2 separate regions of the Homo sapiens genome follow, and region 1 is linked to region 2. The links are chromatin loops, found by intact Hi-C in ENCODE. Cell type or tissue: heart left ventricle. All regions are shown on one strand.

Region 1 (4,000 bases), 400 kb before region 2:
GAGAGAAAGTAGTTTAGGTCTGTAGAGCATAAAAAGATATCTCCTGTTAAGAAACTGAACTCCCTGACAGTGCCTGGAAGTTTGGATCTCCATTAATGTCTATCAAGTGAGTGAATGAATAAGTGAACAGTCAGCAAGACATTACTGAGTGCCTACTCTGTGCTAACAGTGTATCATGAGTGTGGATACAAAATGAAATGAGATTCAGGCCAGGTCTTTTCCTTAAGAAGTTTGTAGCCTACTCTGAAGTCAGAACATAGAAGGCTATGGGCACTTTCAATGCTGGGTACCCACCCCTGACTGGGGTTACTGGAGAAGGCTTTGAAAGACATGACCGCAGGCCTGAGTCTGGAGCATAGGAAAGAGTTATCTGGTAAAAGAGAGGACTCCTCTAGGCATAGGTAGCTGTCTGGGCAAAGTCCAGAACCTTGGTTAAGATCTTGAAAGCAGCTGCCAAGGATGGGAGCAAAACTGCTGGGGGTGAAAGCAGAGAGCTTAATCAAAGTGGTCGTCACAGAGGGGATTGGAGAAAAATTGGGGTCAATAGTGATTTAAAAAAAAATCTTTATGGACTGGACTGGAGAGGCTTGGTTTGCTTTCGAAGAACCAGGATGCTTAATGAATTACTCTAGCATTGTATCAAATAATTACAATATAGCTATCTCTGTATTAGAGCTCTTAATTGGCTCCAGATGTCTCTCACCAGTGATACCGGCTGCCATCATTTTGCCCATTTGAGGTAGAAGTTACCCCAAAGAGGATACCAAGCTGAAGTGTTTCTTAGTCCTTTTTCTTGAATTATCTTATAGAATGGCTATGACCAAAAGAATCCCCCCAGCCACCCAGCTGAAACCTCAGTGAGGCTGATTTCTCCTACTGCTGAAGCCATTAGCACCCAGTGTTGAGAACACCCCAGCTCCCAGAAGATACATTTTCAGGGTCTCCTACGTGACAGTGGCCCAGGGCCACATCATTTTATGCAGAGTCCTGTCTACCATGTGGGTGGCATAGTCAGGCCTCAATCTCTACACACTGTGGCAGCCCTCAGCACTCCGGTGCCAGAGGACGGCAGATTTGGAACTGGGGCTGATTTCAGCTCGAGCTCATGTTTTCCTTTTTAAGCTTTTCCAGTGAAAGAGCAGATTTCTATCCCATTGCAGGCTGTTAAAACGTCAGAGACTAATAAGTTTTCAACAATCTGTCAGTGCAGATCTCCAGCAACAACCTGGCACTGCTTTCAAATCAGGGCCTCATCGTCCAGCCCAACCTCAGCCAGTCAAAATAAGAGACACACCAGCAAAAGAAAAAAAAGAAAAAAGATAATCACCTCGAGCTGAGCAGAAAATCTACACAAATCCATTGTTGCCAACAATCAACAGCAAATCTGTGGGCTACGTAACCTGAGGTGACCCTTCCAGAAGAGCCATCCCTTATAAACCTCTAATTAGGTATGGTTAGGAGTGACTTGAAAGATATTAATGCTATTGCTATTGGAAAATGAGCTTACCAGCTTTTAACAGCTTTGTTTTCTTCTTCAGTCAAAGAACAGAATGTTAGCTCAATGGCGTATGCTTTCTATTAGAGCAGTGCCAGCAGCAGCGGTCTCCAGAGAGTCTCTCAGCATTTTATTACATACCCCTATTTTTAAATGTTTAAAAACTACTTATTATGAACCAAAACTTGGAAAACCTGCTTTCAGCCCAAGAGTAATTTTTATTTTTATTTTTTTAGTTATTAAGCAAACTTCCAAAATGCAGAACTGTGTTTTCTGTCATTTTATCCCTAGACAGTAGAGGGCAATAGAAAGGCTATATGGCTAAGATCTCCTCGTATCCCTGCAGGGAGATCCTGAGGTCAGATGGCGTGGTGCAGGCTCAGAGTCATTGCGTCTTACGTTGCACTCTCCAAGTCATGCAGCATTGTCTCCATGGGTCGTGGTTAGTCCTGATTCCCATAGCACACATCGAAATGCACATTGAAGACAGCCTCTTTCATTGTGCAAAACGACTATAGCCTCTGCACAAGCTCCATTTTAGAAAAACCTGTACCTGTGAAGGCTTATGGCATGGAGTACAGTGCGATCTCTGGTGCACCCAGTTATAGGAACTGACTAGGCATCTCAGTTCAAGGTACTTTGGGAATAATTGTGGTATGTGCTCTGGGAATTTTCCTGTAGCAGACTCAAATACATATGCCACAAATCTTGATACACAGTTCAAAAATGTCAGAAGTTTGCAATGCTATTTCATCTTTTACTTATTGTCTCAGAATCCCAAGGGTTTACACCTAGCCACACTTTGTTTTCAAAAAGATAGCTGTGAAGGCAAACAACTAAAGCCAAACACATTTCACTTATATACAGTCATTTTTAAAAGGTGAAGTCCATAGACACTTTGTGTTGGAGAAAACAGGAGGCAATATAGAACAAAAAAGAAAAGAAAACAGATTGGTGGACATAATGGAAAGAACTGAGTATATCGGGGTTCAAATCCCAAACCTATTCCTCAACAGCTGTGTGATCTTAGTCAGAGTTGACTTTTCCTTTCAAAACTCATTGTAGAGTACAGGGAGTAACAATGCTCACTCCTCTACAGAAATGTAATATATGAGAAACCATCTTATATACCCTAAAACCATAATGGGGCCTGCTGTGTATCTGGTTTTGCGGAAGGAAGAAGGTAGAAGCAGAATAGGGTCATTTGGTGGTAGTGTGTACAAGATACAAAGCACAGTTCTACCATGTAAATCATGGGGTTTTATGAGGGGAAGATTTTGCTCCTCCCATGATGGAGAGCCCTGGTCCTTCAGAGGTTAGCCTGCAGGACCAGAGGTCTACAGAGCAGAGGTCATTGGGGCAGGATGGAGGCAGTGACTCTGTCTGATGTGCCCTTATCCTTGGCATTGAGGAAGCGGGAAGAACCAACCTAGATTTGGGAAAAAGGGGTCCCTTCTAGGTGATCAGCCAAACTGGCTACATCCTGATGGGTTGTGGAAAACTTTCTGAATAATGTATTCTGATTAAGTAGGGGAGAGAGAAACTAGTATTAAACAAGTCTTCAGTGAAGGTTGGAGGTGCAAGATAAGCTGGGAGGGTGTTTGCTCTAAGAATGAGAAACTGTTGATGCAAAACTCTAAAGGCAATTGAGGAAATGAAGGAAATGAAGAATGGCTAGAAGGGAATGGGATTCAGATAACCAGGAGAACTGGAGAGTGGAGAGACGCAAGGCTGGGGAAGTTGGCAGGGGCCAGATCAGGAAGGGCCCTGCAGGACTCCATTTAGTGATTGGGCACAAGCCTAGATGCTGCAGGCCGTGGATCTGGAAGAAGGCCCCGCAGCTCACAGGCCATCTGTTCAAGGCAATAGAGAGATCCCAAAAGGGTTTAGGAAGTTTCTGTAACATGAGTACCACACGCAGCAGCCACGTTTGCTGACCAATGTCGCTCCTCACCACACTGAACAGGACCCTTAGGTGGAAAAAGGGTTCTGCTAAGTGGGGTACCACCTTGTTAGTGAGTGTCTAATGACATACTCCCAATTATGTCTAACACTTTTAGTTGTGTCAATCAGCCAAGTTGGAAAATGCCACCAGAGGCCCTCCTCACTCTGACTCCCTTCTTAGTAGTGTCTCACACAGTGTGTTCACAATCAGATAGATTTCTTTAGATTTAGTATACTCCATATGGTCTTTATGAAGCATAGATCACAGAAATGAGAACATGGCTTGTCAAAATTCCAAGTCTAGCATGACTGTATTATGAAGAATGTGGCCTTCTGAATCATGCAGAGAGTGAGCGTTGAGAATGCACTGAAAGTGGTGATGAACAGTCAGGCCTCTGGATCCTGGAAGGTGGAGGAACCAGGGTCCTGGAACAAATGCCCTCTCTTCACCCTTTTAGGGACATCTCCCTCTCAGAAACTGCTGGAAGAGCATGCTGCACTTCAAGAAAATCATTCCTTGACTTGACTCTCACCTTCAGAGGGAGATTTGACCCAGAAAAG
Region 2 (4,000 bases):
CTATTTGCCTGCTTTTGTACCAGTACCATGCTGTTTTGGTCACTGTAGCCTTGTAGAATAGTTTGAAGTCGGGTAACATGACGCCTCCTGCATTGTTCTTTTTGCCTAGGATTGCCTTGGCTATTCGGGCTCTTTTTTTGGTTCCACATAAATTTTTAAATAATTTTGTTTAGCCTTGTGAAAAATGAAGTTGGTAGTTTGATAGGAATAACATTGAATCTGGAAATTGCTTTGGGCAGTATAGCCATTTTAGAGATATTGCTTCTTCCTACCCATGAGCATGGGATGTTTTTACATTTGTTTGTGTCTTCTCTGATTTATTTGAGCAGTGTTTTGTAGTTCTCATTGTAGAGATCTTTTACTTCCCTGCTTATCTGTGTTCCTAGGTATTTTATTTTGTATGTGTGGCAATTGTGAATTGGATTGCCTTTCTGATTTGAGTCTCAGTTTGGTTGATGTTGGTGTGTAGGAATGCTAGTGATTCTTGTACATTGATTTTGTATCCTGCAACTTTGTTGAAGTTGTTTTTCAGCTGAAGGAGCTTTTGGGCTGAGACTATGGAGTTTTCTAGATATAGAATCATACCTTCTGCAAACAGAGATACTTTGAATTCTCTTTCTATTCGAATGCCCTTCATTTCTTTCTCTTGCCTGATTGCTCTGACTAGGACTTCCAATACTATGTTGAATAGCAGTGGTGAGAAAAGGCATTCTTGTCTTGTGCCAGTTTTCAAGGGGAATGCTTCTAGCTTTTGCCTGTTCACTATGATGTTTGTTGTGGGTTTGTCATAGATGGCTCTTATTATTTTGAAACATGCTCCTCCAATACCTAGTTTTTGAGACTTGTTAACTTGAAGGGATGTTGAATTATTTCAAAAGTCTTTTCCACATCTATTGAGATAATCATGTAGTTTTTGTCTTTAGTTCTGTTTATGTGATGAATCACATTTATTCATGAACCAACACTGTCTCCCAGAGATGAAGCCTACTTGATCATGGTGGATTAACCTTTTCAGGTGCTGCTGGATTCGGTTTGCAAGTACTTTGTTGAGAATTTTTCCATCAATGTTCATCAAGGATATTGGCTTGAAGTTTTCTTTTTTGTTGTGTCTCTGCCAAATTTTGGTATCAAGATGATGCTGGCCTCATAGAATGAGTTGGGAAGAAGTCCCTCCTCAATTTTTTGGAATAGTTTCTGTAAGAATAATACCAGCTCTTCTTTATGTATCTGGTAGAATGCTACTATGAATCCATGAGATCCTGAGGCTTTTTTAGTTGGTAGGCTATTTATTACTGATTCAATTTCAGAGCTCATTATTTATCTATTCAGGGAATCTATTTCTTTCTGGCTCAGTCAGATGTCACTTTAAATCGAAATCGGTGGTCAAGGAAAGCCTTTCTGCAAAGATGACACTCAAACAAAGATTTAAAGGAGAAGAAGAATGAGCTCCCCAAAATATATAGGGAAGAGTATTTTAAGCAGAAAGACAAGCAAATGCAAAGGCCCTGGGGCAGAAGTGTGGACCAGTAAGAGGAGATGAAGTCAGAGGAGTAGGGGAGGGGACACAAATCACAAAGGGCCTTAGAGGCCATGGTACTGACCTTGACTTTCAGCCTGAGTAGAGGAGCCATAGAAGGGTTTTTGAGTAGAGAAGACAGAGTTTGATTCTCAAGTGATCATTTCTATTGTTTTGTTGAGAGTAGAGTTGTGAGGGGCAAGGGTGGAGGCAGGGAGACCAGTTTGGAGGCCTTTTTAATAAGCTAGATGCCTCAGCCGCCACTCTTGGGCAGAGAATATTCCACTGGTTGTGCCACAAATCTGTCTTCAAAACAACACACCTCCAAGTGCAGCCTATAATACACTAAAGTATCACATAGCTTTGAAGTACAAATGCAGGTAGGGTCAGCCCAGCTGTCCACTGACTCAAGCTGGCTCCTGTGTGAGTAGACATTATCAGGGGACCCCCACTCATATACACTAGCACTGCACAGAGGGAGTTGAGAGAACAGTGCTGTCTGTGACTTGTTACTTAATGTTGCTCTCAGCCTCTACGGTTGCAAACCCACTATTCCTTTCATTCTTGAATGTGTCCACCCCATCCTTTGGCTCAAAAGTCTACTGTTAACATTGTATATATTGACTCAGTTTCCCCACTCAGCTGCCTTTCCCACTCCTGCAACTGAGCAAGGTAAAACTATAGGAATCCTATTTATGTCAAGACATAGCAGAGATATCACCAGTATACTGTCATTATGGATGAATATCCACTTTCTTACCCAACATATATATGCCCTGTTTGAGCTTAAATGCTCCACACAAACATGTAGGCACCAACTTTAGGCTTTTTTTTTCTATTTTTGGCCTTGCAAAAGCCCCATACTCTTTGTGAAAAGAAGGGAAAAGTTCCACTCTCTCTACCAGCGTTTTCAAACCAAGATGTGACCACAAGTACAGCAGCACCACCTCAGGGCTACCCTGGGAAATGTGTATCTGAGGGCCTGGATGTGAAAGTTGTGTATCTGTCTTTTATATCCAAACACCCATAGGAGGCCAGAAGAGAGATCTGTTATCTTAGAATGAGAGGATTCCAAGATGATCCAAGGTGTTTGGTAAATCCTAGGGCTTATCATATGATGGCAGAAATTTATCCCGCATTTCCCTACCATATCTGCCCAAATAAATGGTTTCCCCTAAGAGGCCAAGTGTTTGACTGATGCTTTGCTTCATTTGTAGCCTTATAGGTGCTGCAGTTCCTGTTTTCTGCTGACCAGCTGTTCATCTGCCCTAACCCTCCCTGACCATAAGCCCATTTTTTTAAATAAACTGCACAGTAGTATCATGGAGACAATGGATAAAAAATACCAATGCTCATGCTTCTCCATAGCAAGTTAATCAAACTTCTGTGAGTGTGGCTAAGGCATTACTTGGGGTGATGGCAATGTGCAGACAGGATTGAGTGAAAACTCCATTCTTAGCCATCAAAACTAATGTCTTTATTCCTTAAGTGGAAACCATCCTCATTCAAGAAAATACTGGAAGAGAACAAAGCTAACTTTATCCGTGAACCTAATTCTACACAAAACTGATCCCAGACAAGGTGTGATGGTTAATATTGAGTGTCAACTTGATTGGATTGAGGGATGCAAAGTATTGTTCCCGGGTGTGTCTGTGAGGTTGTTGCCAAAGGAGATTAACATTTGAGTCAGTGGACTGGGAAAGGCAGACCCACCCTCAATCTGGGTGGGCACAATCTAATCAGCTGCCAGTGCAGCTAGAATAAAAGCAGACAGAAGAACGTGAAGAGACTAGACTGGCCTAGCCTCCCAGCCTCCATCTTTCTTCTGTGCTGGATGCTTCCTGCCCTCAAATATCAGAGTCAAATTTCTTCAGCTTTGGGATTTGGACTGGCTTTCTTGCGCCTCAGTTTTCAGACAGCCTGTTGTGGGACCTCACCCTGTGATTGTGTGAGTTAATACTCCTTAATAAACTCCCCTGTATGTATATACATCTATCCTATTCGTTCTGTCCCTCTAGAGAACCCTAATACACAAGGTCAGTTCTCCTAGCGGGAATGGGAGCTTTTGGACACCAAATTTTCCTTTGACATGTGGAGGTACTATTTCCCTTTGCTTTTGCTCTGTAACACCAAAGCTAAGGCAAAACACAATCCAGCATCCCAACTCCCCCATCCCCTAAAAACTGATTCAATCCCTCTACCTGCTTCTTGACAAACAGCCTTGATGGCTTTGCATGTGTAATTCTCTCTTCTTGGAATAATAACTTCCCTGCATCCCACCTCAATTCATTCCCATCTCCATCTGACTGACTTTTGCTCAAGGTAACAAACCTTGATTATGAGATATGACCACCACCTATTTACTCCATAGCATCTCCCACTTCTTCCTATTATAGCACCTATCACACTGTATTATACTGTTTTTCATCAAGTCTATGCCACCATCAATTATAAAACACACTATTAGTTTATGTAACATCAAGG

Evidence for each region. Hi-C counts contacts between places; a loop is a spot of excess contacts. Peaks named below come from ENCODE experiments on the same cell type or tissue, not always from the same donor. Only the 100,000 strongest peaks of a DNase experiment are listed, where the experiment ranks them.
Region 1: it touches region 2 in a loop (2.5-fold over the local background); 20 of 110 quality-filtered maps call a loop at or near these places.

Annotation. Positions count from the first base shown.
Region 1 is chr6:135,936,605-135,940,604 of GRCh38, reverse strand. All of the region lies in intron 1 of PDE7B (phosphodiesterase 7B), which reads right to left. Among named protein-coding and RNA genes, the nearest start is that of PDE7B, 87 kb to the right of the region's middle. In heart left ventricle, CTCF peaks have their summits at 1,578 and 1,777 (motif pointing right); DNase peaks (open chromatin) are centred at 1,238 and 1,855; H3K4me3 peaks cover 1,343 bases; H3K27ac peaks cover 1,990 bases.
Region 2 is chr6:135,539,143-135,543,142 of GRCh38, reverse strand. All of the region lies in intron 2 of AHI1-DT (AHI1 divergent transcript), which reads right to left. Among named protein-coding and RNA genes, the nearest start is that of AHI1-DT, 43 kb to the right of the region's middle. In heart left ventricle, a CTCF peak has its summit at 2,465; no DNase peak of the experiment used is centred here.